Regions from separate parts of the Mus musculus genome. Here all the other regions are linked to region 4. A link is a loop called in an ENCODE intact Hi-C map of the cell type or tissue named here. Cell type or tissue: left cerebral cortex. All regions are shown on one strand.

Region 1 (8,000 bases), 1.3 Mb before region 4:
TAGGCTACTGCCCTCGGTCAAGAAAGGCTGTTAAAGAGTCTAAAGGTATAGCTGGTTCTTGCAAGGCTATCCCAACACTGGCATCCAGCTCAGAGGTCCTGTTTGCTGTCTCTCCCTTCTCTGGGGTACTATAACTTTCCCCTTTGTACTTCTGGTTTATACCCAGTCACTGATATAGATTAAATGCTCTGATCTATTCAAGGCAAAGTGGTCTTGTCTTTCTCACACATGTGGGGTGTGGGGGGGTAGGGGTTGGGGGCTGCAAACATCATAGCTGTCAAAATGTACCATATCTACTGGGTAGCTTGAGGAACAGCTGGAGTTGGAGGAGGAGATGTAGCAGATCCAGGAAGCCCAGATCCTAGCCTTGACCTTGCCACTTCTCAGCCATTTCCTCCCCTGTGGCTGAGTACTGTCTGTGTATGGTGAACCTGAGATGGGATGCACACACTACTCTTTCTACACCCACCGTGAGGCAGCCTTACCGGAGCACACGGTACCTGAACTTGGGTTTTTAGCTGGGACTGAACCGTGTGGTGCCCTGAACTTGAAGGGACTGTTGTGAAGGCCACAGCTGGCAAGCGTTTGGTGGCGTGTGAGTGGCTTCAGAAGAGCATCTAATCCAAGCTGTCCCGACTGCTGCTGGAATCCATATGACAGTCCCAGAGTCTGTTCATTGCGCTTAAGGGGAAATAAATACTAATTGGGCATTGAGAGCATTGGTGGGGACAAAGGCTGTCTTAGAGCAGAATCCGTGAAAGGGTCTTCATTCAGACCACAGAAGGTTTGGAGGAGGTCAGCTTTGATGCCCCCCTGGGGGATGAACAGGACCAGGTAATGAAAAGATTCTCTGAATGAGAAGCTTTGGGTGGCAGGCTTAGGGCTGTAAAGGTACCCCAAGAACAGAGCTGAGAACTCAGAATCCAACAGAGGAAATGACGGCTGTGCAGGATGGGGTGATGTGATTCTTAGTGAAGTCCCTCTTACTATCAAGAGAAAGGTGGAGGCTCTCTCTCTCTCTCTCTCTCTCTCTCTCTCTCTCTCTCTTTCTCTCTCTGCTAAGGACCATGGCTTTAGATAATTACACAGGTGAGGCTGGTGTGCACATTGTAGGCCAGTTGGAGGTGGGGTACACTTGGGCCACCCTCCCTGTGTTCCCCCTGAATCCCATCAGAGCCTCTAGGAGATGAGACTAAAGCTGGGAGAGCCAGGCACAAGATAGACCGGGCATGTCATTGGAAGCTCAGGTCTACACCATCTCTGCTTTGTCTTCTGCTTCCCGTACGAACATTTGTTCCCCAACACCTCAAGGTCTGATACCTAAGTTACTCTGCAGCCAGTGTCATTTAGAGCTCCTGGATTTTCTTGTCCCGTATTAACGGAAATGTATTTTTATTTACATCTTACCCCAACTGCCTCTCCCACACTCGCTTACACAGATACTCTGACAAAGTTCTGGCATCTCTTAAGGGAGAGGCTACTCATTACTCTGTCAGAGGTTATTTGACATCAGTGCTTTTACGAGCCTTCTAAAACAAACCAGGTACTTGCTTTAGGGCTGCAGACTAGGCCAGGGATAGAGTGCTTGCTTAGAGAGCACTCCCAAATTCCTGGGTCCCATGCACAGTGTATAATAGACAAACAATAACAATGACCACAGCTCAAACTGGGGCCTGGTTCCTAACATGTGGCCCCGATTTCAAAGCAAACGTTGTATTCTAAAATGCTAGGGCTGAGTTGGGGCTTGAGGTTTTTTTTTTTTTTTTTTTTTTTCAAGACATGCCAGAGAGTTAGGGCATTTTTGGAAATGCTAGAATGTTTGCTTACTGCTCTGAGCTCCAACCACTGGGTTTACCCATTTTCCTCACTAGCAAATGAAGCATGACAATGAAAAGCGGCCCCAGATTGTTCTGCCTGGAAGGATTCTCATATTTACTTGGTCATCTTCTGTCTGTACGGCTGGCCGCAATCTCCTTAAAGAGCCTTGTTCAGATCTGTCTGGAGTGAATCTTCCTGCTGCACATAACCGAGAGAGCAGCAAGAGGGGCCTGGCGAACGCCAGGCTTGTTATTCTTGTGCACACACCTGCAGTTTCTCTCCATCCAGGTTTGGGGTGAATGCAATTGCCTTAAGAACTGGCAGAGTTTCTTTAGGAATAAAACAAGGGGGGAAAAATCCAAGTTGCCTCATCAGAAATTACCTTCCTGGTAGAAAACCTAAACGCAAGAGGATGGATAAAAATAGATTTTTTTTTTTCTTAAATGCCAGGGAAGAGAGCTAGAAGCGCTTTGGCAGATCGGGATCTGTGGACAGACCTGCGCCAGGTTCTTAAGTTAATAAATATTCATTTTGAGGGTTTTTTTTTGGGGGGGAAAGGAGGCAAGTTCTAGGCATAGAGCCCTTGTTGGAGAAGTAACATCTATTTGTACAGCATTTTTGGTTCTTAAGAATAAGGTTCTCTCTCTCTCTTTTTTAAACTCCTCCCTAACAATTCACACCTCCAGCAGGCTAGCTGCTTGGAAGATAGATTCAAACACAGCGTCTTCTCAGTTGTAGCAAGCCAAGCCAGGTATAAAAGCCACATTTTATCTCCGTCTCAGCCACCTTTCTCTACAGCCACCCCTACCCCCCTTTATTCTGGACATGCAGCGAAAGCTTCATTCAATATTGATTGTGCTTTGATACATTAAAATCAAGAGTGAGTCGGGGCTCTTACATAAAAGGTGTATAGATACCATTCACACCGTTTTGACCAGAACAGTCAATATTTTAAAAGGATTTCATTTCCCTTCCAAGCCTGCAGGCAGTCTAATTCTCTACGAAGGGAAGGCACGGCCAGTTGGTGCGAAATGATTCCTCCCGAGGTGTCTAAGAGGAGGGTGGTATTATTAGTTTTCTTTTTCTTAAAAAAAAAAACAAAACTATTTTCTACTTGTATACAATTTAGCAAATTTGGAGCTTGGAAAAGAAGCCTCAAATACTTTCCCTTCATTTGGTGGGGAATAACACTTTGAATGACTAAAATAAAATAGAATAAAAGCATTTTCATAACAAATAATTCAAGGCAGAGCAGTAGAGATATTTCAAAGAAAAGATTCCACCTAAATGTTTTGAAAAGACAAAAAGAAGAGCGAGTGAGAGAGAGAGAGAGAGAGAGAGAGAGAGAGAGAGTGCCTAGTTGCAGTTGCTTTGACAGAGTTCAGGCATGAACGTGCTTTCATTCCGTTGCATGATTTCGATAAAATTAGGTTAAAGAAATGTTCATTTGGAAACAGTGCTTCGTCATATTATTCCCAACACACGTCTAGCAAATATATGAATCCCGCATTCATCTGCGCGAAGTTCCAGACCTTAATGAATGGTTTAGACAGCATTGTCATCAATTTTCCGCAGGTGCAGCTGGAGCAATCAGTCAATTCAATCAAAAGCCTCCGTCAAGTTGCGTGGCGCTGTCATTTTTTTCATTCTGAAATTGAAAAAGAAATAAAAGAAGAAGAAGAAATAAGAGAAAAAAGAAAAAAGAAAAAAATGCAAGCAAGCCAACCGCGGTTCCTGGCTTGCATTTACATTCTCCCGCCTTTGGGTGGCGCTTTTGAGCAGCGCTTTGCCGCCTGCCTCGCTGCAGAGCTGACTTTCTCTTTTTCTTTCTTTTTCCTCCAACACCCCCCCCCCGCAACTTTATACTAATATAATATTTCTTTAGTGATGCTATGGAGATGAAATCGCTCTGTGTGTTTTAACACGCATTCCAACAACCTCTTAAGGCAAAAAAGTAAATTCATGCAGATGAGTTATAGAAAGTTGAAAAGATGCTATGGGAGCGGCTGCCATGGGTCCCCGGGGGTGCAGGGACACACTCTTGATTGCTTCTGAGGTTGTCAGACCTCCAACTTTCTCAGCCCTTCTTCCCCTGCCCGCCTGTGCAGTCCAGAACAATTCGGGGGTCGGGAGAAGTGGGCGGAGGGGGCAACTTCGCAGCTAGATCTTCTGGTTCCTTTTGAATCCACCTGAGTTTACTTTCCCTTAGCTTCAGACGGCCTTTGGGAATCCTAGGGTGGGGTCAGGAGTTGTGCTGGTATCAGGAGGGGCACGTATTTGTATTTCTGGCTGTCCCTGGGTTGGTGTCTTTTTCTTCCTGTAAACTCAGTAATCATAGTGCCATCATACCCTGCCACTTTGCATTAAAGGACCCAGGAAAGATGACATCAAGTAAAGCTTTGATTTTTCTTTTCAATCTCATTGAAAAATAACCTTGTTTCCTACTGTGATTAATATTAGGATTCAACAGTAGCAGAGATAGAAGGAACCCAGATAGATCTTCTGCACACACACCTCAGACGGACGCTCCTGCTTTCGCTCACCCAAGAGTGCTAACAGGCGCTTCTAAATCTTTAAAATGTATGGACAGACAGCACTTAGCATCCGCTTCCTCAAGGAGAATAGAGTTAACCTTTGTAGTTTGCCAAAAGTCGGCAAGTTTTCCTTTGCCATTTGTTTCAGTAGAATAAGGAGCAGAGTCATAGTCAGGACCAGATAAACTCACATTGTCCGGGTCTTTTTTCTTCTTCTTCACAGCACCCAGCAGAAGAGATGAGCTAATATTAACTCATAGAAACGACTGGGGCTACTTGCAGCGATGGATACACTCAGAATTATTAAACTGGCTGGGAAAATATTTAGGTGTGGTTTCTTTGTAGGTGTCAGGAATGGGCTGTTACCCTAACAGTCCATGGCTGCATTTAAAAAAGAAAGGAAGAAAACATACATTTGGCTCGTGGACGAATGCAAATTCCAGGGACTCTAATAAAAATGTACTTTTTAATAACCAGGTATGTCACTTTGCAAATAGCTTTGATGTAGCGCTCTTGCCTGCGTATAGTCGAAGCTACATCTGTGTCATACCTACGTGCACCGTACTTTCCCTGAGAGAGCAATTAGGGGCTATTCCAGCTAATACTTGAGACTCCACGTGTGTCTGCAGAGAAAGGGGAGAAAGAGCTGTGATCGCCAGTGAGCGGAGAAAAGGATTCGCCAGCTCCCACCTTTTAGACACTTGATAAAAAAATGCAGCTTGGGGTGCCTGGAGGGTCTCAGGCAAATAAGGCCGGCCACACAGCAGCAAGGGGCTTGCTGTAGGCAGCCCACACTTTGGCGCTCCTCAGCAGAGTTTGAAGTTAAATGGTCCTGTCTGCTTCTTTTCTTGTTTGTGTCAGTTGTTAAAGATCCCTTGAAACGCACCATTACAATTTCCTTTTACTTTATTACAACAGAACCGAGCCAGGTAGCTTGCATCTCCGCCGCCCCTAATTTCCTGCAAGGGCCTACAGACCAGCTCTCTGCGTTTTCTGTTTTCATTAACCAAACACAAAGCCAACTGACTCGCTATCACTCTTAAGGTAACTGCAGGTCTTACAATAAAAGGTGGAGTGAAATCAAATGTCCATAAATCGAACAAATAGATGCACGCAAAAGGGCCGGCTCCTGCACAGTCCGACATCCACGCGGTCTTAAAGGAGACGCTGTGTGCTGTCCGTTTTAATGCTGCACTTTCTACTCAGTGCTTCTGTTTTACAGTGAGGGCGAGTGTTTCCGTGCCCGAGATTCTCCCTTTCTTTCTCCAGTCAGAACCAGAGTGTCTTTTTTTTTTTTTTTTTTTTTTTTTGGTTGTTATTGTTTGTCTAAAAGAGAAAAAAAAATCAGCAAGGTTTTCTTCTCCATCCTATGACTGCATGTGTTGGAAACACTGCAATATGTTTTGACTAAACATTGGAAATAAATGCCTTATCAAAGCAACAACATAGTGGTGCCTCCCCATTCAGGTACCTGGGATGGGGTGGGGCTGGGGGGGGGGGTCTGTAAAACCACTGACCGGGCACAATAGCCACAGACAACTGTCTTCTTGGGTGATGCGTACAGGCCGTGATGGATGGTCCCTCGCCACAGAGCATGGCCACGGAGACAAAATTAGTGTTGTTTTAATTACCAGTGTCTGTAATGTTATCTATCCATAACTGCCTGAAGTAGACCGTCACCGAGGGTCAGGGGCCACCTGAGCCGAGCCTTTCACATTTGGGTCTTATCAGTTCCCCGTCAAAGCCATGCACTTTAACGAAATGGAAAAGAGAGGAAGAAAAAAGTTTAATGCTCAATGTTTTGCTTTAAACATTTGCTTATCTCAAAATGTGTGTGTGTGTGTGTGTGTAGTATTTGGTGTTTAAGGGGAAGAGCCTAGATTTTTTTTTTCTCTCTTTAAGTGAAGAACCAAGCAGATCATATTAAATGGTATCTGGAGGTCAGAGGTGTGGGTAGAAAATGGGACTCCCTGTGACATTCCTCAGTGAAAGCTTACATTGTCAGAACGGTGGCTTTTATCAGTCACAAACAACGTCTTGATACTAACAGGAAAGATGTTTTACTTACTAAACCTCCTTGAGCTGAGATGGCTTGGTGTCCAGACTTCTCTGAGAGAGAGAGAGAGAGAGAGAGAGAGAGAGAGAGAGAGAGAGAGAGAATGAAGTGTGTGTGTGTGTGTGTGTGTGTGTGTGTGTGTGTGTAAAGACAGAGTAGACTCCAGTTTCTGAGCTCGTGGGAGATGAAAGATAGGCCAGCTTTTGAAAATGGCCTGCGTGGCACCTGCTATAAATGAGCAGGGAAAAGCAATCAAGCTAATAGATTACAGTAATTATCCAATCTTTGGCTAGTTTGTATTGGCAAACTATAAATACAGTACACATTAGAACAAGGTGCTTACAGAATATACATGAAAGGTCACGGCAATTTGCAAGTCGCTAGTCATTAGAATATGCTAAAAACCATCGCTTCAGGGCTCAGATTTTAATGATGAATACATTGATTATTAAGTAGCAGAGAAAAAATGTACCGGGGCTGCTGTGGCCTAGTGATCGGTCGCCTTATTTTGGGAAGGAAATCAGCCCGGCGTTCGCATGCTAGCACTGAGGCCCATAATTGCAGAGAGGAAAATTCCTCCAAAGAGCTTGGTTTGGTGTACATATTAAAAGTAAAAAAGTTGAGACGTGTTTGTGATAAGATTAATAATAAATCTCTGGTAAGTCTTAGACTCCTGACAATAATACAGCGGCAGAACACTTCATCTTCGCTCAGCTTTAGAATTTAAGATCAGTCACAAACAATCTAAATTACGGCTGATGCTAGGCAGATGTGGTACTGGACGGGGCTGCTCGCCATAAATCTCCCGTGCCTTATATGCAAATTAACTCCATTTTAAAAGATAATTTTTCACACGGTGAGTGCCTTTATTTGTGAAATGCTGGTGATTTTTCTTTAATAGGGAGAGGAAAATCCTGGTCCAGATCTGGGGATGATTTCCTTGGAGAGAGAGGCTGCAAATGTGAGATCTGCGCGCTTTGGTTGGGGCACCTCGGATCACTTTAGAGAGAAGTTAGGAAGCTCTGCACTTAGATGTAGTGTTGCTTTGCCCAGAAACTGCTCTGGGAACTGAGGTGTGTGTGTGTGTGTGTGTGTGTGTGTGTGTGTGTGTGTGTGTGTTGTCTCTTCGTGTGCGGGGAGTGAACTGCAGTTCCCCATGCTTCAGGGCTCTCTGGCCTTCAATTTTGAGAGCCTCATCTTGTTCACTCTGTGACGCAATTTATTTTCTGAGCCAGCTACCCTGTCCTTCCCACCTCTCCCCTCATCAGTGCCTCTTCCAGGCGCTCTCATCCCCTCAACGTCAGATTTGCTTGATTGTGGTGCTGAGATCTCCAGTAATTCCTTGCACCGGCTTTCTTGGTACTATTTTCGAAAAGAAGCCAGTGTAGAAAAGGCCCTGTGCTCCCCAGCGCCGAGCCCCGCCCCACCCGCGGCTCCCTCCCTTTCCCCTCCCCCTCCCTGGTCCTTGTATTTTGTGGATAGAGCCGCTTACATCTGTGTCCTGATAGAGAGAGGTGAGATGGCTTTCCCCCCTCCCCTCTCACAGCCCATTCTCATGAAATGTTTGTCTCTCAAGGACTGAATTTTTACAG
Region 2 (8,000 bases), 1.5 Mb before region 4:
TTCCTTCCTCCTCCCACAGGCACTGCCTCAAGGAGTTCTTTTATCCCCTCAAGTGTCCCTTTTGGCTCTCCCATGGGTGACCTTTCTACAATCCCATAGGTTTGCTGTGCTCAGGGCTCAGTTCGATGAGGATGTAGCCATGGCTTTAGAGTCTGACCCTGCTCCTTTCCACCTCTCTTGACACACCTTATGTCTTTCAGCGAGGCTCGGAATTCTAGAACTGTTTTTCAGAACCAAGTTTGCATCACCTGCGCAGGTGGGAGTAGTTTGAAAAGTGTCCATTGGTACGTTGGGGTTGACAGGTTGGGTGTGGAGGCGAACATGCGTTTGAAGTAGTTTCTTATTTCATGTGCACGTGGAAGTCTTGAAAGGAAAGAGGAAGGAGTAAGGAGAAGGAAGGAGGAAGGAAATGAAGGAGGAAGAGTCAGACAATGAACATTTATTTCCTGTCTTTGGCTGGGTTCGGACTTCCCTTAATCTTCAGAAATTTTCTTTGTTGCTCTCTGAGTTTGCTCTCTCTATCTTCCTGCATTGCTTATCTTAAAATTTATGTCCTAGAGTGATGGCTGGCTGTCAGAAAGTGGCAGAGTAGTCAGGCGGTGTGTCCAGGGCTGCTCAAGCACAGAGCCTCCCCTAGGGTCCAGCAGGCCTGTCGTGGCCCAGTTTCTGCACTACCTTTCTTTCTGGAAGTGTCTCTGATGGGGTGTTCTCGTTTCCTTTCTGTGGCTGTGATAAACACTCTGAACAAGAACAACGCAGGGAAGAGAAATGGTTATTTCAGCATTCGGGTTACAGTCTACCATTCAGTGAAGCTAGAGCAGGAACTCAGCTCTTCTATACATCATTGCCTCCCACCAAGTAACTCATTTCACTAAGGACCACAGAGAATGCTGTGGACCAGGCTGGCCTTGAACTCATAGAGGTCAATCTGCCTCTGCCTCGCAAGTGCTTGGATTAAAGGCGTGTGTCACCGCTGCTCAGCTTAGCTTTCTTATATAGCCCAGAACCACATGGTTAGGGCAGAATGTTGGGCACAGTAGGCCCGAGGTGGATGCCGGGAACCTAACTTAGGTTAGTAATCAAACTGTTGAGCCATCTTTCCAGCCACTAGGTTTCCTCTAACTTTAAATGAGTTAGCTTCAATATGTATGTATGTATGTATGTATGTATGTATGTATGTACATATGAAGACAGTGCCCTTGTAGTTCAGAATGGGGCATCAAATCCCCTGGAGCTGGAGTTACAGGCATTTGTGAGTCACCTGATCTAGGTGCTGGGAACCAAATTTAGGTCCTCTGTAAGAGCAAAACATGCTCTGAACCACTGAGCCGTCTCTCCAGCCTCTGCTTCTAGCTTTCCAAATAACCTTCAAATAACGTAGAGAAGACGACAGGGCTGTTTTAAAAATTGCACTGGCTTGGTGCAGGGCTAGCTCGAATTGTGGCATTTTAAAATTGGTAACAAAAGAGACTCAATCTGTGCATAGGAGAGTTGGGTAGCAGAAATATATGTTCCTGTGAAATGCTGCACACCCGTGGCTTATGAAACTATTCTGATGGGAATGTGGTGGACTTTGTGCTATTACATAATACCAAATGGAATTTTGGCTTCACTGTTAATGATGTGCCATTGAAAGAAGTCAGAGAAGAATGAGATGTTTTAATAAAAGAAGAAAAGGCAAAGGAAATCCAGTCAAGACGTGAAGCCAAGAGCCAGAGATGGTCTCTTCACCCCCTCTCCCTCTTCCTCAGCCCTTCTGCAGCCATCTCCAATACAGTCTCCTCACTAGTTTACTGTGGCCCTGAGTCCATTTGTGAGACTGTGTGTGTTAGTTCCCTTTGCATCACCATGACCAAATTGCCTGTTGGAAACAAGGAAAAAAAAAAAACATATGTTTTGGCTCATGGTTTCAGAGAGTTCTGTTCATGGTTCCTTGGTTCCTTGCACCTGAGAAGAACATCATGGTTGGGAGATCTTGTGGCAGAGAAGAGCTGACATTTGAATCAGGGTTTGCAGGAAGAGGAGAGGCAGGGAAGGGGCAGGGAGGGAGAGGGAGGGGAGAAGAGTGGGGAGGGGGAGAGAGAGAGAGTGGGAGGGGGTAAATATACCTTCCAAGGGTCTGTCCTCCTCCAGTTAGGCTCCACATCTTAAAGTTTTCAGAACCTCCCAAAATAGCACTACCAGCTAGGGACCAAAACTTTAAAACCATGGGAGACATTTCAGAATCCATGCGCAACACTGTGGGTCTCATCGCCTTCTTGCAAGATTGTAGCATTTCATTTCTCCAGCTCCCGGTGCATCCTCCTGGTGCATGCTGGCCGGCGTTGATCGTGGGGAGGATAAGTTCATGGCTATGGCGTCTTAGAGAAGAAGCGGAGCACAGACAACTTTGCAGACTACTTTGAGTTCCAGTAGAGGGCGGATGGCAGATGGGACTCTTAATCTTCATGCCGCTTCTTCACACTCTTTGTACGTCCAGGGTGCACGAATCGTGTACCTGGCAAGCACGGCCATGTACTGGCACTAGGAGCAAGAGGGCTGGCTCTGAGCCTCCTGGTAGAGAAGACGATAGAGGCTCCCTAGAGGCAGGCAGAACACAAGGAATCAGACAAGTTGAAATGCGAACAGACGAGTAGAAGGAAAATGGATGGCAAATCAGAGGAGATGGGAGGCAGGGAGGAGACGGGACGGATGCGGGTGCAGCTGGATCCGACTGAGCACGGGGCTCTCAGAAGATCTCTGCCCCTGGCTGGCAGCCTTTCCTTTCCTGTCCCGTGGTTCTCTCTTCCTTCCTCTCTCCCCACTTCCAAGCCTCCTTTGTCTCTTCACAGTTATTGACTTTCGTGATGAATTGCAATCCAATGCAGTTTTCAAAAGGTTTTATTTTTATTTACACATTTTGAGTCATTAATAAGCATATGCAGTATAAAATTCAAGACAGAAATGGACATACTAACAATGAGGTCTCCCTTATACTTACTACCAGCCCCTCTACAAAGGAATCACTGCTAATGATTTATTGTGTGTTTTTTTTTCCAAAGAGACTCTATGTAAACACATACACCCTGTTTTACATATTACTCCCTGGCCTTATTCAGCCATATGATTTGAGGAATGGTGCCATATTGGTACATACAGAGCTGCTTTGCTGACTGCGAAGGCTGTGCAGAATCCAGTCTTCCAGCTTCGCCTTCCTTTACAAGTCTTGTGCTGAAGGACACAACACTTGTTGGCAACCCCTTGCTGTAGTGAGCTACCCCGTCAGCTGTGCTTTGGGACACGTGACCTTGTGCTGGAGAAACAAATTGCTAGAACAGGGGATTCCTGGTCAGAAGGTATATGCTTTTTAAAATTTGGAGGAAAAATACCGATGCATTTCTTTCATTTCCACTTTGCAAAACCAGTGAGTTTAGTTCCCAACATCCTCGGCAGGTGTTTCACAACCACCTGTGATTTCAGATCGGAGAGGGGGGTGGGGGGGGGGGGGAGGGGGGAATCTGATGCCCCCTTGTGGCTCCTAAGGGCACCTGCACTTGTTGCCCATGCCCACACAGACAAACATAAATAAATCATAAAAATTAACAAAACAAAAATAAAATAGCTCGGGTTTCCATGAGGAATTTAGTGTGCGGTGATTTCTTTGGCTGGTATGAGCGATGCATCAGGAAAATCCAGATGGGGGGTGTCAAATTCATGAGGTCAACAACAGAGAGAGACTGGAGATGAAGAAGGAGCCAAGAACCAATAATACAAGAGAAACACATCAGGGCATGGCTTTTCTTTTTAGAGAAGCCAGTATATCTGGATTAAGCCATGCCAATGTGGTAACTATGCAAAGATTATTGTTCATTTTGCCGTGCTGACGTTTCCCCTGGACTGTGGTCTAATAGCTTCCTTCTCTTCTTGGACCTGGCATCCACAGTGCACTTTGGCATGACTGGGATATCTTTTCACTAGAAATTGCATATAAAACCCACGGTTTCACTGCAAATAAATGTTCAGATTTACCATGACATGACTGTGGGGCAGTATTTCCATCCGTGATGCCCTTGGCTACTTCTGTGTTCGAGTGTGCTCAGGGTGAACTGAGCCATCTCGTTTGCAGTGAGGGACCTTGAGGTGGCAGCACCGCCACATTCAATTCTGCTGCACTCCGAGTTCATTACAAAGTGAAAGGAAAAATCGCTATAAATCAGAATAACACTGATTGTTATAATTTTATTATCAGAGCGTTAAGTCAATAAAACTTAACGAAAACGTCATTTGAATTGTGTACTCGTTTTTACTAGTTGTCCGGCATGTTCTAAAAGCACATCCAAAACAACAAAATGAAGAAATTAGTGATAAATTGTGAGAAAGCTGGGTCTTGTCTTATGCTGCAGTAAAACTAGATTTTCTTTTTGCATTGTAAAATATTCCTTTTGAAGATGTTAACGTACCCATAATGCCTTCCGTCTGCTGGACTGCATTTAGCATCCTATTGTCTGCTTTCGTGTTTTCGTATCATCTGGCCTTTTATCATGTATGGTTGTATATAGGAGGGGCCGGCTCATATATGAAATCCCCTCAGGAAAGAAGGTGTTTTTTTTTTTAAATGAGAAATAAAGAAATGTATTTATGAAAGGAGTCAGAGAAATTTACTGAGAGATGTCTATAATAGAAACACAGAAAGGTAACACCCCCTCCCCCTTAGAAGCATATTCACTACTGGGAGGGGGTTCCCAAGCTATGGAGCAGTTTTATAAAAGGCACGGTGTTAGGTGATACCATACTGCTTACATCAGGCACAATACATGATTACTGTGCACTTTTATCTTGTCAATTGCTGTCAGATTATTACAGTATTGCTGTATAATTACTGAAGATACAAGACACTAAAACGTTTGCCCCCATGTTTCCCCATTTTTCCTCTTTAATTTTAAGAGATAGGTATGCTGACATGTCATTTATGGGATGTTGGAAAGGTAAATTCAGAATGTGTTGTGGGTTTAATCTTTTTTTCACCTTTAATCTTTCTGCAGTGCAGGCTGGCTTTGAACTAACCCCCTGGTACTGAGATTACCGGCATGGACCACTATGCCAAGCTCAATAGGATGTTTTTAGAAGAATTCCAACATAAGGCGCTCTGCTGTGGTGTACAGACATTGGACTAGATTTAGATTGGAAATCAAATGGTTGGGGTTCTGTGGACTCAGAGCCCTTTTTCCCCGAACCCAACCCACTTGTTTGTATACTGTGTTGGGACTGGAGTAAGCATGTAGTGTGTGTGTGTGTGTGTGTGTGTGTGTGTGTGTGTGACTTTCTGAGTTTATGTTATTTCACATGTCATGTATATGCAGGACTCCCAGGAGGCTAGAAGGTCAAACTACTCTAGAATACCCCCACTCACCTCCCCGCCTGGTGTGCCCCACCAGCCTCTCAGATGACTCTAAATCAGATCTGGTTGACAGTGAAGATCGACCACGGCACAACCACGGCACAGAGAAGTTGCCTGCACTGTGACTCAAACCCAGAGTCTGTTATGTTAAAAGTGACATGTGTTTTTGATAACCACCCCTTAGATACATGGTCTTTTCTTTCTGGAGAATTGTCGTAAATAGATGTGTCATAGGTGATCCAAAACAGAATTCAATTAGATGTTCACATTTTATCTGAGTGTCATTGATACAAAGATGGAAATGGTGTAGGGTTAAATGTAAATTGTTAAGAGATGCCTTTTGGTCCCACCATCCAGCACTGCAAATCTCAAACAAGCCGGTTATTAGATAAAATACTTATTCTACTCTTGCAAAGAACTATTGATTTAATTTGGGTGACAGTGTCAATTTGAGGGAGTTGAGTGACTGTGTTGGGAAGTATCTGAGTGAAAATGGTCTACCCAGACAAATTCTTTGAATTGCACTAACAATGGCATGTGTGTATGGACTTCAGAGGTGACCTGTAGCATGGTTGCTGCTTCATGTGCTGAGGGTACACACATGCACATGCAAACTCGAACACATGCACATGGGTACACACTCACACACACAAAGATATATATTGAGAGCAGGTTCCCTAAGATGACAGTTTCTTGTTCCCAGAACACATTCAGAGTGACAGTGAAAGACACATGGGTGTCTAAGCAGAAGCAACAGGGAAAAGGGGCCTCTAAAACATCTAACCCAGAGTCTGCTCATGTTATTTTTAAAAATTATTTTTATGTGTATGGGTGTTTTGCCTAAACGTAAGTCTATGTATTATATGCATGCCTGGTACCCAAGGAGGTCAGAGGAGGGCATTTGGATTCCCTGGAACTGGAGTTACAGATGGTTGTGGGGCACCATGTGGGTGCTGGGAACTGAACCTGGGTCTCTTGGGTCTTCTGCAAGAGCCATCTCTCCAATCCCAACAAATTTACTTTTTAAAGTCATTTTGAATTGTGTGTGTGTGTGTGTGTGTGTGTGTGTGAACATGCCTGAAGAGGCCAGAGAGTTGCATACCCCTGGAGTTGGCATTACAGCTGGTTGTAAGCCATCTGACGTTGGTTCTGGGAATTAAACTTAGATCCTCTGCAAGAGAAGTCGGTGGTCTTCATCTCTGAGCCATATCCCTAGCCTGAGGCCTGATTACCACAGGGGATTTTTGAACACATTGAGGAGGCTGTGGTACTATCAGATGTGGTGCCTAATTGGTGGAGATAGGAGGAAGGGGGGCTTTGAAGGTTGTAGCCTAGCCTACTCCTGCATCCCACTCTTTCCCCTGTGTTACATTGTTTCGTTTAGGTGTTTTGGTCACAGTGATATAAAATAACAAATACAAGACAAAAGAAGATATTCTACAAAAGTTGATGCTATTTGCTCTAGACATTAAGAGACTAGATGCTAAAATTTATTTGAAAATTCCTAGTTCTCCACGCTGCAATGTTTCCACTGTTGTGTGAAAGTACCTTGAAGTTGACAGGAGACAACCCAAGCCCAAGTTCTCAGCACCAAGGAGATTGATTTGCCTCGGAGGGACAGAGGGTAGGGGATAAGAGACAAAGGCAGGAGACAGAGGAGACGGAGAAGTGCAAGGGAATAAAGGCGAGGAAAGGGATGTTTGCCCTGGAGGGACAAAGGGTTGCATCTGGATAGAGGAGAAAGATGTGGTCCATAGGCAAATGGTGGTTTATAAAGAAAAAAGGGGAAACCCTCATGTTAGGAGGAGTTGTTAATTTTGATTGGGGCTTTGATTGTTGGACTTTAAAACTCTCATAGCAGGACCTTGGTGATCAGTCTCAGGAGGAGGAAGTGACCAAATAAGGGAATGGACCTTGGTGGGTAGCTTTAGGAATGTGAGCGAATGGTTTAGCAAGGAAGAGGGTATGGGAGAAAGGGTAAAAGGCACAGCCTGTTGGTGACGCGTTTGCCCTGCTCAGTCCTGCTAGAGCCAGCCACTTTGCAGCTTCTGTGCTCGACTCCCCGGGCGGTGCCTGGAGGACTGACTGCATCGGGAGCAGACACTATTGGGATCAATCGTCAACGTCCAGTCAAATCAAGTGCTCACTCAGCTCTTCCTCCTGTGCACTCCCAGGACTTTCTTGCTCGGGGTCATCTTTCTGGTTTTGGTAGTTGAAAGGGACCATGCAGCTTGTCAGAAAATCAATGGACAGTTGGGCTGCCGGAATTTTGAAACACACACACACACACACACACACACACACACACACACACACACACACACACACACACGGCATGTACATTTAAGCATATAACCCCTCAAACACATGCTCCTTTGAGTGTGGGCATGCTTCTTTTCATGACCTCTGTAAGCTAAGAAAGCCTTTCTCATTCATTATAAGTCAAAGGCATTTGTTGCTATCCCATCCAAGCCCCGGATAACTGTCACTTCAGCTTCATGTGTTGACGGAGAACAGCTTTCATTGTCTGGTATCAGCAGCCTGGGGGGCTGATTAGCCCTGTGAGGTTCTCAATGGAGTGGAAGCCAAGGAAGACTGAGAGGTTTTAGTTCTACAGAGGTCG
Region 3 (8,000 bases), 1.2 Mb before region 4:
GGTGGGAGACTGGCCCTGCCATCAGCAGTACCATATGCCCACGGCTTAGTCTATTCCAGTCATGTCCCTGGGCTGCCCAGCTGTCAATGCTATAATTACGCAGCCACAGCCGCGGGAAGTGTGTGGTTGTGGGGACCCTCCGGTCTCCTTAGAACTTTACAACTGTTGTTACAGCTTATCAGGACACAGCCCGCCTTCTGTTGGTCTCTTGAAAACTGCTGTAATTCCCATCCATCACATGGGCAAGCCAGCTGCTGCAGGGGCAGCAGCCAGGAGGGGGGGCCCTTGCACTCCCCCCAGTGTGCTGGCCCTGACCTTGGGGAAGCTAGCAGCCTACACCAAGGGCCTGTCTTGGAGTGATTTGGGTCAGCTCTTTGCTCTGGTTCAGGTGTGACTGCTTTCTATGTGGACTGTGGCTCTGATCTGCTTGGATCTGACCTGGGACCGTGAACTTCCTTAGTCAAGGGCTCAATACATGACACAACCCTTCTGCCGTCAAAAGCTTTATGTTAGATTTTAAAAATGTTCTTTGTCTCCATGGCTAGAGAGATGGTTCAGAAGTGAAGAGCAGTGGCTGCTCTTGCAGAGAACCTGGGTTGGATTCTCAGAACCCACACACAGCTTCAGGGTCGCCTGTAATTTTGGGGATCCAAACGCCCTCTTCTAGCTTTTGTGGGCATTACATGTGTGTGCTACACAGGCATAGATGCAGGCAAAATACTCGTATGTGTAATATAAAATAGAATAATGAAAAAGTATTTTTCCCAGCGTAGAAGACAGATGTGGTAAAACTTTAATGGAAGGAGCTAATGTGCACTGGCTGTCTATGACATTGTAATAGTTGTAATATGATTGATTATATCAAAATGGTACCATGAGCTAAACATAGGATTTTCACTCAGCAGGTAAGAAACCCAACTCTGAGTGACTTACCCAGTGTCCCAGGGCTAGCTATGGGGGAGGGAGCTGGAGTTTGTTGGGATTTCAAACTAGTGAAGACCTTTTAGACCCTCACATTTGCTCCATTTCAGGACGATTTAAAAATGCAAAAGCAGAAGAAAATCACCAAGAATTCCCCTTTCAAGAGAGCACACGTTACCACCTCGTGTCTATTTATTGTGCTTTCTTCCATAATTATGACAAGACTGGCAATCAAATTTGCCTTGTGCTTTTAAAACAGATATTTTCATGTATTCGTTTTTTATATGGTGGGGTTTGTTGCTCTATATGAACCCCCACCCCCTTGGTTGCTCATTGGGCTGTAGCCATGCTTTTTGGAGTGGAAAAAATGTGACTGAGGAATTGACATTGTGAGGAGAGGAGAAGAGAGGAGAGAAGAGGAGAGAAAAGGAGAGAGGAGAGGAGAGGAGAGGAGAGGAGAGGAGAGGAGAGGAGAGGAGAGAAAAGGAGAGAGGAGAGGAGAGGAGACGAGAGGAGGGGAGAGGAGGGGAGGGGAGGGGAGGGGAGAGAGGGGAGGGGAAGACTGGAGAGGAAGGGGAGAGGGAAGAGAGGGGAAGACTGAAGAGGAGGAGGGAGGGGAGGAGGGGTAGGAAAGGGGAGAAGAAAGAAAAGGAGGGCAGGGAAGAAGGGGAGGGGAGAGCAGAGGCATGGAGGGGGTAATTGCCTCTTACTGGAGTTTGTAATGCAGCATTGAATGTACTCTCCTAGCAGCTCGGTGGTGAAATGGGGGCACAGATCAGTGGCTGTGCACCCCTTCCTTGCAGATACAGGAGATAAGAGTTAGAGACTGAAACAAATCACCCTGGGCACACTGCTGACCTGTAACAACACCGGAATGCGAGCCAATATCATTTTGACACATGCTTTTGACCCTTAGTTCAGACTTTGACTCTGAAGATTTTCACCAATTGTATTCTGGCTTTAGTTTGGGAGATGTACTTCTGTAGGGTGGATTTGCAGCTCAGAGAGGTTTAATGATTTTAAGATGAGATGGACGCATGTATTATTTATGTTATTCCTGTTATATTTCCCTCTTGCCAGCACCGAATCTGATCCCTGGGTCCGTGGGTAGGGATCTCACCAGCCCCCAGTTCTTAATGGCTGGTGACAATCCACAGCCTTTCTTTCGAATGCTCTGTGCCTGTCAGGCGTCAGCCAGGTTCTGCTCCAGGTGTCCTCACTCTGGGACCATTGAGTGAACAGCATGGCATCTCCAATGGGCAGCCAAGTGATGGAACCCAGAAGTCAGAAAAAACACTGCTGCTCAGAGCTCATTGGCTGGCAAAAGTCATACAACCTCATCCCCACTCACAGACATGAAATAGTATCTTCCCTGTATCTTTCAGTGAGATAGAACCAGACCCAAAGGCATGCAGTCATAAAAAGCTGAACATAGCTAAGGTCACAGTGTTTCCTTTGGTACTTCTGGGTAAACCCTTGACCGTGGTACTTTCTTTCCATCCAACCTCCCCCTGTCTGTCCTGCTCTTAGACCTCTACCTGTGACATCTTAATGCTTTTCACAAATAGTTTCCTGATGTATCCCCAAAGGGTTTTTCAATGAGTGAAGGCACCCAGTGTCTCAAAAATCCAATTTCTCTAACATGTTTTAACCTATATATGTAAATTGTCTTTCTAATATTCTTCTGTGTTTCCCAGAGAAGTGGCCCAGAATTTCTGCTAACATTAGCCTGAGTGAATGCCATGATTTCCAGCTTTGCAGTTAACCAATAGAGTCTGCAAGGATTTCCCAAGGATCCAAAGGGCCATGACATCTAGTCATCAAAATTCTTGTACCCTGGGCTGCTTTCTGTTGCTCTCTGGCCTTGTACACTCATGGATTGTCAGTTCAGAGTCAAGCTATTCTTAATGCCAGCTTCTCCTCAATCTACCCTGGTCATATGCACTTATTAAGTAGGCCCAACCAGCTTAGCTCCCAGGCTTAGACAGGATGCAGTGCTATGGCTACAGTTAACAAGCAGAAACTACCTCCTTGGCCTGTTTTACATCATCTGTTCCTTTCCTGTTACTCTGCCAAAATCCTAACAGAAACGACGTATGGGTGGGAGGATTGCCTTCAGCCCATCATGGGAGGTAGAAGCTCAGCTCATGGTTCTGGGAGCTGCCTACAGGGCTGGCCAGGAAGCAGAGAGTGAGACTAGAACCTGGGATGGACCCTAACTTCCTAAAGGCCACGGCTGATGATCTTGTGCCAGACAGGCTCACCTCTTAAAAGCCCCACAAGCTTTCAGGCAAGCAGGAGATCCTGAGAACTGTGCCAAGCAGGAGCCTGTAAAGTTGTTTCAGATGCAAACCGCAACCCATGGACAGCCAGAAAACATGCCCTTACTGACATCCTTTCTTCCCTTCAAGGCCCCCACAGTGGCTCTGCTTGCCCAGTAGATGCATATGCAACACTCATGCATAATGACATTTAGGGTGGGCCATGAGAACAGTTAATGTTAATTTTTTTCAGTTATTAGTTATAGTCATGGATACCCTTTAGTAGTTGGCATAGAAGCCATTTTATAGTTCTTAATTAGCTTTCATTTGAATTGGAAAAGTTTTACCCCAAACATGAGCATTGGTGAAATATTATTGCTTCAGCTATCAATACTAGTAAAAAAGTGGATATCTGTTTGTTCGTTTGTCCATTAGTCTGTCTGATATTATGGAGTGTTTAGCTCTTAATGAGTCAGCCACATCACAACCTCTTCCCATAATGTTCAGGGATTGTAGAGGACGAGGGGACAATCAAAAGATTGTTAGGGCCACAGTGAACATCTACAACGAAACAGTATTTGCTGGCGTAGCAAGGCTATTGCACAGATGAACTCATAGCCACTGTGGCTGCAGAAGACCTGCACAAGAGCCAGCCAGCCAAAATCCCAGCATTGATGGGGAAGGAGTTCACAAACTCCCACGCCTAGAGGAGCAGCTATTGGCTACTCAATTGATGGCTGCTGGGCAATGGGAGTTAGTTTCTTTCAGGAGAATGAGTGGGTCCAAGAGGCTACTTATGCTCTAGTAGATGGTCCTAGATCCACACAAATGTATGTGGTACCGAGTACATTTGTAAAAACAAAACAACAGAGAACATGAAGTTGGGAGGGAAAAGTAGTTGAGGGAATAGAGGAGGAGGTGGAGAGGAAGCAATGGAGATAGATTTGACCAGAACATTATATGCATGTGAGAAATTCTCAAACAGTAAAAAATTAAGAGAAAATAATTTTACAATATTGTATGGCTTTTTTTTACAATAATATATGGCTAATTTTACAATAAGGTATGTAGTCACATACCTTGCAACTGAACACCAGAAGTTATTTATGCCATCTAACTGTAACCTGGTTCATGGGGTCACATTTTGATTGTTCCTCTTTACCAACACCCCCAGCTTCCAATCTGTTTTCCTGTCAATTGGTAAGACTAACTGCGGATTCCCATGTGAGTGATACAGTCAATGCTGGCCTTTCTGCATCCCTCACGTGTTACTTCATGTTCCTGCAGATGGCAGGGTCCCATTCTTTCCTATGGCTGAGTCCTACAGTTTGTTTTGTTGATTAAAAAATTGATGTAAGCTAACATCATCTGGAAAGAGGGAGCCTCAGTTGAGAAAACGCCTCCATCAGATTGTCTGTAGGCAAGTTTGTAGGGCATTTTTTAGATTAACAATTGATATGGGAGATCTGAGACCATGTGAGTGCTGCTACTCTTGGGCAGGTGGTCCTGGAGAGTAAGCTCAGCAGACAATGGGGAACAAGCCAGTAAGCAACATTCTTCCATGGCTTCTACTTCACTTCCTGCCTCCAGCTTCTGTCCTTGAGTTCCTTCCCTGGTTTTGGTTCCCCTTGCAGATCAACTGTTATAAGACATCCAAGCCAAAGAACAAAATCAAAACCAAACCCAAAACCAAACTAAACCAAAACCAAACCAAACCAAACAAGTTCCCTAAGTTGCTTTTGCTACGGTCTTTATCACAGCAATAGAAAGCAAACTACAAAGTGTGTGTAGGTACACAGACATACACGTCTTTCATCTCATCTAGCAAAGCACCACAAATACACACAGTGATTACACTGGAGTCTAAAATAAGACAAACATATAGATTTGACCAAGATCGTGAGGCAGGATATAAAGAACAATAGTTTGGGGAAAATCATTAATACAAGCGAATATCTGAACTGTGGCGTGTCAGTCGCGTCAGTCAACACAGTTAATACAACCGTGTTGCGCTCTCCCCTTCCCACAGACAGCACGTTTTTGTGCAGAATATGTAAATGATGGGAGGTCTGGCTTCTCCCACTGTGATGCTTTCTTCACTGTTCTTGGTAGAGGAGGGAGTTCTCCATTGTACTTATATGATTTCAGCTCATATTCTAAATAATTTTTTCTCTGGAAGTAAAATTATACCACTGATAATGATTTGAAAACACAGCCTAGACTTTCTGTTTCTGACTGCCTTTGACCTACAGAAAAAGATTTTATCACTCAGATAGTGACTGGGTTTATGAAACTGGCCTAGAATCCCCCCAGTGAGGGACTTGGGGAGTGGTTTAGTCATAGAGAGCTTGCCTGGCCTGGGGATGCCCATGGGTTTTGTCTTCAATGCCGCAGGAATCTCTGGTCTAGAGTGTATGTGTCAGTCCCTGATACTGGGCTGTTTGTTCTCTCCATTTTGCTGCTCCAACAGAATCTGATTGGCCCTAGGAGGTGTTTGGGGGTCAGTAACCCATTGAGGTTACTCAGGAAGAGATGAACATGAATTATGAAGTTTGTGTATTGAGTAGAGATTCTATCCTGAGAACTCAGGCTTGAGGAAGCTGGGTAGCAAAGATTAGGATGCTGTCTGTGGCTTAAGGGGGAGAGATGCTGGTTAAATACCAAGAGGTGATGGTATAAACTGGGGATGGAGCAAGATGAGGCTGGGTCCCTGGAGAGAGAGGGGTAGAGATAAGGACTGAGCATATAAGAAGGGTCTTCCACAGGGTCCTGAAGGCAGCCTTGACAAAGACTGGAGAACTATACCTGGACCGTCATATTCTGGTCAGATGAAAGCAAGGTTCCATGATGCTTCCTGGGATGGGCAGGGTTGTAGATCTTGTTGCATGTCAGTGTGGTCTGTGAGCACCTGAGAGGGAGTAGCCTCACTTGCTGGGCCAGCTGGACCCTGCCAGGTCTATCTTTATACATGCCTGGAAGGTTCTGAGTTTGAATAATTGATTGGGGGCTCCACAAGACCGCACTGCACTTTGACTTATGGGAAATTCATGCACAGCCGTGTCCTCTCAGCCCAACTTAGCATCCTCCGACCTTAAGAAAATCCGCTCTTTTAATTAGTGTTTTGTGAGAATATATTTAGTGTAGAGATGCTGTGAGTAACAGAACTGGTTCAGATTGTTGGGTTGTAGCTTCTAGGAGGGCCTTAAAATATGGACCCTCGCTGATAAAGACCTTCCCAGATCCCAGCCGTGCAAGGCTGGAGATGGGACCGTGCTCACAATGTGTGGTGACGCATAAGTATTAGCCTTAAATAACTGTGAATACCTTGTTTTCTAAAAGATTAGTGGCTCTTCCCTGTGTGATAAATTGTGTGAATTACAGCGCAGACCCGTCTTCCCACTGTATTATCCCACAGCCCTTTAAATAACGGAGTCCGAATTACACTCAGCAAGCCGTGGGCAACGCCTGGGCAAGCTTCAGGACTTCAGAGGACTGTAATTTGGGCTCATCTTTCTCATCTCTCTGCCTTTATTTCATCATCTGTGTAGTCTTCTCCTTGATTCATATTCTGTCTTTCATGTTCCCTCCTCACCCCAACCTCTTAAAATCTGGCCTGTCTACCCATATGCCCAGAGGATAATAATGGCCGACTCTTAAAGGTTGTATCAGACTTTTGAGTAGACATTCAGATCTCTATGGTACTATTGTGTCATTGACTTAAAACAATCTTAATGGGTATGTGCACCTGCCTGTACCCATTATAGAGGTGAGTCCCCCATTCTTTTTCCCCCTTCCCTCCTTCTATTCCTCCCTCTCCTCCTTCCCCTCCCTCTTTCTTTTCTCCTCCCTTGTCCTCCTCATTTTCCTTTTGCAACTGTCCACTGGGCTGAAGAGTAAATTTACAAATGGAGAGCTGCACAGATTTTAAGAGCGATTGGATGCATTTTTGACAAACACACACCTTCATGTTGCTAGCTTCTCTAAACAGAGGCAAGGGCCCCACTTCACTCATGACTTTTGCCTGTCATGACACAAGCAGGAAGGGATAAAACTGGGTGCACCATCCGTGTGTCTGTTTCCAGGGTGGTTATTCCACGTATGTGTGCTTTTCCATCTTTACTTATGGTTAGTATGCATTTCTCACTGGGAAGCAACTGGAGAGTTGGTGGAACTGGCTCTGTCCAGCTTGTGGTTGTGGGGATAATACTGTTATGGATACCCATGTGCCCAACTCTCTGTAAATAAAGCTTTGCTCACCTCCTCTTTCTCTGCATCTGCCTTCTCTTCTTTCTCCTCCCCAACCCCACTTCTTTCTCCCTCTTTTCTCTTCCTTCTCTCACTGGGATAAACTTGCAGGGCCAAACAGCAAGTGCTTATTTAACTTTATAATAGTTTTCTAAAGGGGGTGTTTCATTTCTCATTCCGCCAGTAGCAAAAGTGAGCTCTATAATTCTTATATTCCTGTCTACACTTAGGACTGTCACTTCAGTTTTACCTATCTCATCAAGCAGGAAATGGCAGCTATAATAGCTTTAATTTGAGTATTTGCTTGGATATGCTGTCCATTCATATATGTTTATGTATATATGTGTGGTGGTGTCCATTCAAGTATTTTGCATATTTTAAATCTTGAGTTCTTTGGGATTTTGTTGCTTATTTTTAGGCATTCTTTATATATTATGGAATCAGGTTCTTTGTCAAGTATATGCAATATAAATATTTTATCTCAGGTGATTTTTCGACTTTTTCTTTGGGTGTGATGTATTTTTGTTTGTGATGTGTGCGTGTAGTGTGTGTGTGTGTGTGTGTGTGTGTGTG
Region 4 (8,000 bases):
ATATGTATATATATGAATAAAAGTAAAAAAAAGAAAAACCCAAAGGTCAGAATAAAATACAAAGCAGCTCCTGTAAAACTAAGAATAGATATGAATACTTGCATGCATTCTATATAGCATGTGTCCTCAAAATGCCCCACCAGAATGCATGCTGGAGTTCCGATCTGTGGCGTCTTTTAGGCGTTTGCGAAGCCTTCCTGATTCCCAAGATATAGACATTGCACCCATTGACAAGAAATAGACCTTTTGAATTGAGCTGATAAGTTGAAGTGAATATGGCCTTGGATTTCTACTAAAGAATAGGTTATTTATGAGGGATCTATCACCCCAAAGCCTGGTGGCTAAGAGCAAGCAACTAATAAACAGATATAGCCACTATTTTCCCTTTTATGTGGCAAAGGCTTTATCAACAGATCATATTTAAATAAATTGTGCAAACTAAATTCCCAGTTAAAGAACAAACATCTTCCCATGTCTAATGTGATGGACACGAGGCTGATTTGAAGCCACATGCCATCCAGGAAGAAGGGAGCCCCCTGGCATAGCCAGGACTGAAATCCATCAAAGTTCAGATTTGACTGTCTCCTTGAAAGCTGGACGTGGCGATTCGGCAATCTGCGATTTATTTAATTTTAATTAAATTTTGTTTCACATCCTGTTTTGCAAGTCAGCAAGATGGGTTTTGTTTGCCAAGAGGGGGAAATGACACAGAAGGAGAAACTCGCTGTCCAGGGCGGATCAGAGGTGTGAGGCTGGCGTTAGCGAGGCTGAAGCCTTTCTCGGGAACACAGGACTTTGTCTGCAGAGCCTGTCTGGCCCTCAGTATCGCAGCGCCGCTGTCTCCTCACTGAAGGGCCTATTTGTCTGCTTTAAGTGAGATCACTCAATTCTCAAAAGTCAGTGGAGGGCTGTGGAAGGGGGAGGGTTCGGATAGGCTACTCCAAATAAGTTCCATTAATCAAAAGACACAGTGTAATGTAACTAATATTTTACAATTAGGGAAGCCAAGATGCGACTAAAAGCCATCTATCTCTCTTATACCACATGATCATCGATTCATAATCGGAGACTGAGAGTTGCACAAAGATGCATTTACCCGGTGGGGGGAGCCGGGGGGAGGGCCGGCCTGAGCCGAGATAATGAACGTGGTGAGGGCTCACGGCGCTGAAGGCTGAGAAGAGATGACAGAGAGGCTCAATGCTGACGGATGACATGAAGACACTAGCAGATACCTGACAGCCCGCGGGAGCCTCTGCGCTCTTCCCCCCGCATTATGGTCCTCAATTATCCTGGTAAGGGACTAAGGGGGGCACGAGGAGGCCGGCTGAGCCCGTGGTCATCAGCTCTGGGCTGACTTACCACGCTGCCACTATGCGAGGGGAGCAATCCTGCGAACACCACTCTGAGGGGCTATAGCTTCCTTTACCAAGGCTTTCGGGCACATGGGGGGGGGGGACAACGGGGATGCCCAGTTCGCCATCTGTTTTGTAATAAAATTCCCAACTCTTCAAAGAGGCTCATTTTTTTCCTTTACTGCCACCTTCAGGGAAAAGGAAGAGTTGGTCCCCCCCCCAAAAAAAGAAAAGAAAAGAAAAAAGAAAGAAAGAAAGAAAAAGAAAAAGTGAAGAGTGGATTCCTGGGCATTGGGGGGTGGGGGGAGGCTGGTCTCTGTGAAATGAGTCCCTTAGGGACAGCTCAGACTCCTGAAGTGATCTTCTCAGAGCTCCCCCAGTGAATAACGTGGGGTGTGCCTGCCTTAGTCGGGATCTAATTGCAGGAGCTAAGAAACCGGAGTGTGCCGGGGAAGCAGGGGGGGGTGTGTGAGCTCAGAACCCCTCAGTGAGCAGAGGCTTGGGGGACAGTAATCACAGCAAAAAGCACAAACTTTCCCTGGCTTCTGCCTCAGCGCATGCGCGGCCACCTGCTGGGGGGGCCCCTGCGTTCCCACATAGGTTCAGATCCTGCCCCTTAGTTTCTTTGTAAAGACGCAGTTGGCCTCCTCGTGGAGAGAGTCCTCAGAACAAAGGAGAGTGGTGCTCCAGGAGCCGCAGAAACTTGGCATCTTAGAAAGAATGTTGAGGTGGCAGGGCAGGTGGCACGGTAGACGGGGATCCAGGCCTCAGGGAAGGCCAAGAGCCACAGTGGCGGCCCCACCGGGCACAGCGTCCAGCAACTTTTGCTGCCCTGGCGCAGGGCGCTATTTCTTTAAAATACAATACCACAGTGATGTATTTATGTAATAAAAATAAATCCATATTGAAGCTGGAGATCTGAGGAGCCATTTCTACAGCGTTTGTGGGACCGGGGGGCGGGGTGGTTGGTTTGGTTTGGTTTGGTTTTCAATCATTACGTGGCTAACAAATGTATCACTTCCCTGCCTGTCTCTTCCCTCTTTCCTGTCTATTTCAGAGTGCTCCCCATGCCCAGTCTGAAAAGAGACAGGCTGCAGAAAATGCCAGAATTCTGTGTGTATGAGCCTATACAATCTCACTCGGGACATACACTAATGAGAGAGCTCCCTTTGAAAGAGTCCCAGGTGCCCCTGCCTCCTTGCTCTGCAGAAACACCCAGCAGCACAGAAGAGGCTAAGAGAGGGCGTGGGACGCCACTTCTTGTTCCTTCTGAATCACCTTGCTCTGTCACTCCATCCCTAGGGGACGGTGGCTGGCTCAGAGCAGAGGATCCAGGGACACACGGAGTGGTTTGCTCAATTCTTTGTAGCACCTTAATGAAGCTCCCCCACCCCAAATTTACCTAAAAGTGGGAAGGACAAGCCGACTCTGATACCCCAAGAGAGGTGCTGAGTCTGAGGTAAATCAATTCTTCTGGTTTCGGCATAGCTGTAATTGAGACACCCATTCAAAGACCATGTAACTCACTGAATCCTGCCAGAATCGCAGCCAGAATGGCTATAACAGGTTAGGTTTGACTGTCCCAGACACAAACAGGGCACCATTCCGTCTGCCCTTGGGGTGTGGTAAGGCCAGCTGTGCTAGTGAGCCCAAGGTCAGGCCCTAGCTGCTGCAGGTGCTTACCCACCATCACATCGCCGTGAGTGACATCACTGTAGGTAAAACAACAGGACCAAGTGGAAGGTGGCCGGCAAGGCCAGCCTTCCAACAGGAAACTCCAGGCCCAGAGTTGAGTGTGGGGCTGTCAGCACTCACCATCACCATGTTGCCTCTAGATGAAAAGGAAAGGAGAACCCGCAATGTTCAGAGAACTTGACTGTATTTGCCAGAACCTCTCAGTCAGGAAGCCACCGAAAACCCAGCCCATTGTCTCTGGAAGCAGTTTGTGCTTCGAGACGTTGGGGTCGGCATGGATCTGAGTGGCATTGCTTCCCACTCACAGTTCTCTCATTGTGACTTGACCAGACTGAAGACGGGGGGGGGGGGGGATTGGACAAGGGGACGGACACCCAGTGCTCCAAGGGGATGTGACAAGAGGGGTAGCCACAGGCTGAGGGACTTATGCAGTTGGCTTGCCTCGGCCACCTTGCTTGAGGAGAACTGTGGCTTCAGTGTGTCTTACAGGGCCTCCTCCTATTTAGGGTATAAAGGGATTGGGATGTGATTGGGTAGAAGACAGCTGAGAGAATCGTTTATTCTTCCTGATTCTGAGAAGCCAGCTCTGCAGTGATTTTTTTTTGGGGGGGGGGCTCCCAAGCCACAGGCTCCGTTAGTTGTTGCACCACAAACTCTTGTGACCGAATAGATTCGGTTCCATCCTTTCTAGAAGGGGGTGAGTTTTGAGAGATCCCTTGAGCTTGAAAATATGTACAGACAGGTAGGAACCATCAGGAGGGGACAGTAACAGATGACAGGCAGATGTCCCCCAACCTCAGACGACACAGCTGGTAAAGAATTAAACCAGAGAGATTTTGAGATGGCACACAAAACTTCCCCGCAGTAATTTTACTGGCTTTAATATGACAGCACCCTGCAAACTCCATACAAATCATCTGAGAGAATATTAAACCTGGGCAATGTTTTAAATCCCTCTTTAGAATGATGCTCATCTAGAGCTTGTATCCAAATTGCATACAATTTGACCCAGTAATTCGCCACATTTTCATATCACTTGATAATAGGTTGAAACTATTGTTCAAATGCAAAAATTTTGTTATCTACCTTGCCGGCCTAGGCCAGGCAGAAAATTCAGAGACCTAGGGAGCACGCGGTTATTTGTAGCCATAAAGGTGGTCTCTAGTGCCACCTAGAGGACAAGTGGCTGCATGGCATGTGAGTCACTCGGAGGAAAATTAAATACAGCTGAATAATTGAATGAGGGCAAGTTGAATCAGGGGTCACCATCTGTTTGACTAGAATTGTTGGCACATTTCAGCTAAGCCTCGCGCGCCTCGTAAACATGCTTACAGTTATCATAGCTCGCATTGCCCTAAAATAAAAGAGAATTGGTCCTAAAATAAGCTTGAACTAATTATACATATACCATCTTGTCGTCATGGAGACCAGAGTGAAGGTCACCATATTCTTACGGCTTTCGTGAGGGTGTTGGTGCCAAAAACAGACAGGTGATTCTTTCTATCCTGTGGGGAGATGGCGTCTCGGGGATGGATGGCAGAGGAATAGAGAACAAGCTATCACCCATTTCCCCCAACCCATTCTCTCTGATCCCAAAGGAAGGCAGGGTAGGGGTTCTCAGAACTGACACCATACCTGAAGCACATGGGAAGCCTCGGCAAGGGGGACATTGAAGTGCCCCTGCCAATGTTACTTAAACTTCTTCCAAGTTGGACCAGCGGCCCTTGGGGATAACAAGGGAGAAGACATCTTGTCAAAGAAATGGGTGTAGTGTCTGAGTTGGATGCCCCTGCCAGCTTTGTCCAGGAGCTGGTCACTTACCAAGAATCAACATGCTGTGCCCATGTAGGCCGTGTGTGCTGCTGTATTTTCCCAGCAGACATGAAAAACACAAATTCACATGTTGGGGGCGGGGCAGAGAACTCATGTCTTGCCTCATCAATTTTTCTGGTGGATTCCCTCCCCAAAGGGGAAACCTCTTGTTGACCTACATCTCTCTGCACACAGTGGCCTCATTGTCAACATATCTGGAGACAGGGTGTGGATAAATCCCAAACCTTAGTGTGTGTGATTGTGGCTTAAGACCTGTAGTTAGGATTTAGAGCTCCGGCTCGTGTTAGTAACAAGGGCAATGGGGTTTAGAGACGGGAAGATGGGACTCTTGAACATGGGTCCTCCAGCCTCTCCCTCCTTGTTCTCTTAGGATCCTATGAGAACCTCTTTCCCCTTCTCTTCCAGCCTGTGTGGCTAAGAGCATCCCTCTCCCTCTTGCACTGCCGTGTATGCACAACGCGCTTTTGGACGCCACAGTGGAGTGACCCCAACTTCAGTAAAGCCTCCTTCGGGATGCAATTAATGCCTGTTGTCATCCACATTGGCTGGGCTGACACCATCTCAGATTCCAGAGGTGCCATCAAGGTGTGGGGGGGCGCTACCCAGAGACCAGAGGCTGCAAATGGATGCAGAGCGACGACTCCCTTGCCTTGGTAATTAAAAACCATCAAATGAGCTTGCATCTCGACGATCTCCTGCCTCTAGATGCAGTTGAAGACCAGCTCCCCGGAAACCAAATTATGACAATGAGGAAGGAGGAAAGTCGAATAAGCAACCCAACACTATCTCTCTTGGGCAGAATGCCATGCTAAGGGCTGGGAGAAACTCCCTTTAGTCTCCACCGACCTTCTCCAGGCTGCCCTCCCAACAAAAGGGGAAAAGACACACCAAGGAAGGAATTTCCCATTGCTTGGGTGTGGAATACACTATCTGTACGTTGTTGTCCTACACATGGGCTCTACCCCTCCCAACAGAGCCCTCTCAGAGGCCTGACACAGAGACCTGGCAAATAAAGACAGTTTTGGAGCATGACATGGCGGTGATCCGCACCTATCACCTCATACTTGGGAGGCAGAGGCAGAGGCAGAGGCAGAGAGGCAGAGGCAGAGGCAGAGAGGCAGAGGCAGAGGCAGAGGCAGAGGCAGAGGCAGAGGCAGAGGCAGAGGCAGAGGCAGAGGCAGAGGCAGAGGCAGAGGCAGAGGCAGAGGCAGAGGCAGAGGCAGAGGCAGAGGCAGAGGCAGAGGCAGAGGCAGATGAGACCTTCCTTCTAGAGAGCCTGGGCTACTGAGTGAGACTGTGTCCATAAACAAACAGTCTTCCCCCAGGAAACTAGGTAGTGACTGCTTCATACATGCAGGCTATAAACCAGCTCATTCTGGGCTGAGTGAGGCTTCCCTGGTGACTTAGAACATTGGAGTGAAGGTGGTGAACGTGGGGTCCATGAGGGCACCCTGCCAACTGTTCTGAAGCGATTAGAGAAGGGTACGCTGAGGACCAGTGGACTGTGGACTGTACCGTCCCTCTCTGAGAGCATTATCTTCACTCAACCTGATGCTTCTCTCGGGCCACACCACCTGCTACAGCCCTGTCTTGCCTCTTGCATTCTTCCCTCAAGCCTAGGCCAGCAAAAGGTTATGGAGCGCATGCAGGGCTGACGTCCTGGCCCAGTGGTGAGATACACACGGGCCTAGTTCCTAACATGGGTCAGGTTGGGCACCCAGAGTCCTAAGCCTGCAAGGCCAGCGGCCGCCTGGCACCAGGCTATCGCCCTGCCTCACAAAGGAGCAGACCAAGGCTTGTGAGTTCTCTAAATTTCCCAGAGAAGCAGAAGCACAGATTTTGATGTGAACTCCCCCGAGTACTAAATGTTAAGTACCAATTCCAGGCTTTCAGAGGCCCCGTGGGGGCCAAGGCAGACAGGTCTGCAGACGGCTGGGAGCCAGCTGCACCTGCCTCTGACCTCCTTACCTGAATCCCGGCCCAGTCTGGTCCTTCCGCAATGCCTATACCCAGACCTCAGCCTCCAAGGAGGTCCTGAAGGGACAGCCTCCGAGCCCCAAACTGTCCCCAAGGTCACAAGTGACCTTGCCCACTGTGTTCTTCGCCTGCTGTTGAAGCCTCGTACTCCAGGCTCCCCTGAGTCTCCTCACTAGCATGCCTCACTTCTCTGACTATATCTCTATCCCCCTCCCTTCACTACCCAGGCCTGGCCTCAGTAATCCGGCTACATGCCCTGAAATTGCTCTCTGTTCAGAGATTACTATGAAGCGACAGTTAAAGGAGCAAGGTTACTGATAATCCCCACAAAGATGGATTAACTTTTGGGGGAAAAAATCATGCTGGCACCCAGCTAAAGGGACCTTTACTGAATGGGCCTGCATGCTGGTGACAATGGGATTTAAGGCTCTGGTGGCCTCACCACCCCTCTCTTGTACCCGGAAGCATATGGCTCTAAGAGGAAGATGTCTGTCGGGGAGGGTTGGAGGCAATCTGCATCTGTTTCCAGGGGTGGCTCACATCTCAAATGTGTGTCCTCTATGCTCCCAAATGAAGGCCCAATTCCCCAATTGCCAGGAAGCAGAGGGACGCATAACACAAGCTCACTGGTCCACATGTGAGATACCAGAGGAGGGCCAGAAGTACTGGTTGAGAGCCGGTAGGGGTGGCAAGGGCCTATCATCCAAGCATTCTGGAGGCAGAGGCAAGAGAATGGTGAGTTAAAGTCTAGCCTGGGTTACATCTTGAGGCCATGTCTCAAAGAAAGATAACCAAAAGGTAGTGCAGGCCAAGCGTCCCAGGTATGGTTCACCCTCTGGAGTCTGAAACTCAGCACTCATTGACTTCTGGGCCCTCGGGGTTCCCTCAACACCACTGTGGCTTTCCCCAACTGTGTGGCTGGAATGAGATTCACCTAGCAGGAAAGAGGTGCCATAAATGGTAGAGAAAATGGAGACTTCTCAGTTCCCTTGTCAGCAGCCTCTCCATGGGAGCCCTGGTAGGGTCCAGATGGGAACCGGTTCCCTGGGAGGCTTAGACCCAGCCTGCAAGCTTCCAGGAGCCCTCCCAGAGTCTGGCTCTCATGGGGTCTGCAAATTACAACGTACAGGCTACTCCCTACTC

The links. Peaks named below come from ENCODE experiments on the same cell type or tissue, not always from the same donor. Only the 100,000 strongest peaks of a DNase experiment are listed, where the experiment ranks them.
Region 1: it touches region 4 in a loop (8-fold over the local background); 15 of 42 quality-filtered maps call a loop at or near these places.
Region 2: a loop joins it to region 4, with 3 times the contacts of the local background. A loop is called at or near these places in 3 of 42 quality-filtered maps.
Region 3: a loop joins it to region 4, with 3 times the contacts of the local background. A loop is called at or near these places in 2 of 42 quality-filtered maps.

Annotation. Positions count from the first base shown.
Region 1 is chr7:36,068,382-36,076,381 of GRCm38, forward strand. It overlaps Gm38991 (a long non-coding RNA gene), which reads left to right and starts at 7,874. Exons shown (of 6, transcript XR_881969.1): 1 at 7,874-7,922. In left cerebral cortex, a CTCF peak has its summit at 3,575; DNase peaks (open chromatin) are centred at 2,133, 2,584 and 3,589; H3K4me3 peaks cover 947 bases; H3K27ac peaks cover 753 bases.
Region 2 is chr7:35,819,996-35,827,995 of GRCm38, forward strand. The region is part of intron 2 of E130304I02Rik (RIKEN cDNA E130304I02 gene); the gene reads left to right. Among named protein-coding and RNA genes, the nearest start is that of Zfp507, 21 kb to the left of the region's middle. In left cerebral cortex, CTCF peaks have their summits at 3,546 (motif pointing left) and 4,114; DNase peaks (open chromatin) are centred at 1,427, 2,503 and 4,083; H3K4me3 peaks cover 642 bases; H3K27ac peaks cover 628 bases.
Region 3 is chr7:36,178,032-36,186,031 of GRCm38, forward strand. All of the region lies in intron 1 of Gm46016 (a long non-coding RNA gene), which reads left to right. Among named protein-coding and RNA genes, the nearest start is that of Gm46016, 11 kb to the left of the region's middle. In left cerebral cortex, no CTCF peak of the experiment used is centred here; DNase peaks (open chromatin) are centred at 84 and 3,021.
Region 4 is chr7:37,341,995-37,349,994 of GRCm38, forward strand. It overlaps a transcript of Zfp536 not described here. Among named protein-coding and RNA genes, the nearest start is that of Gm30483, 18 kb to the left of the region's middle. In left cerebral cortex, CTCF peaks have their summits at 1,564 (motif pointing left), 1,766 and 4,232 (motif pointing left); DNase peaks (open chromatin) are centred at 820, 1,264, 2,073 and 4,240; H3K4me3 peaks cover 1,101 bases; H3K27ac peaks cover 1,028 bases.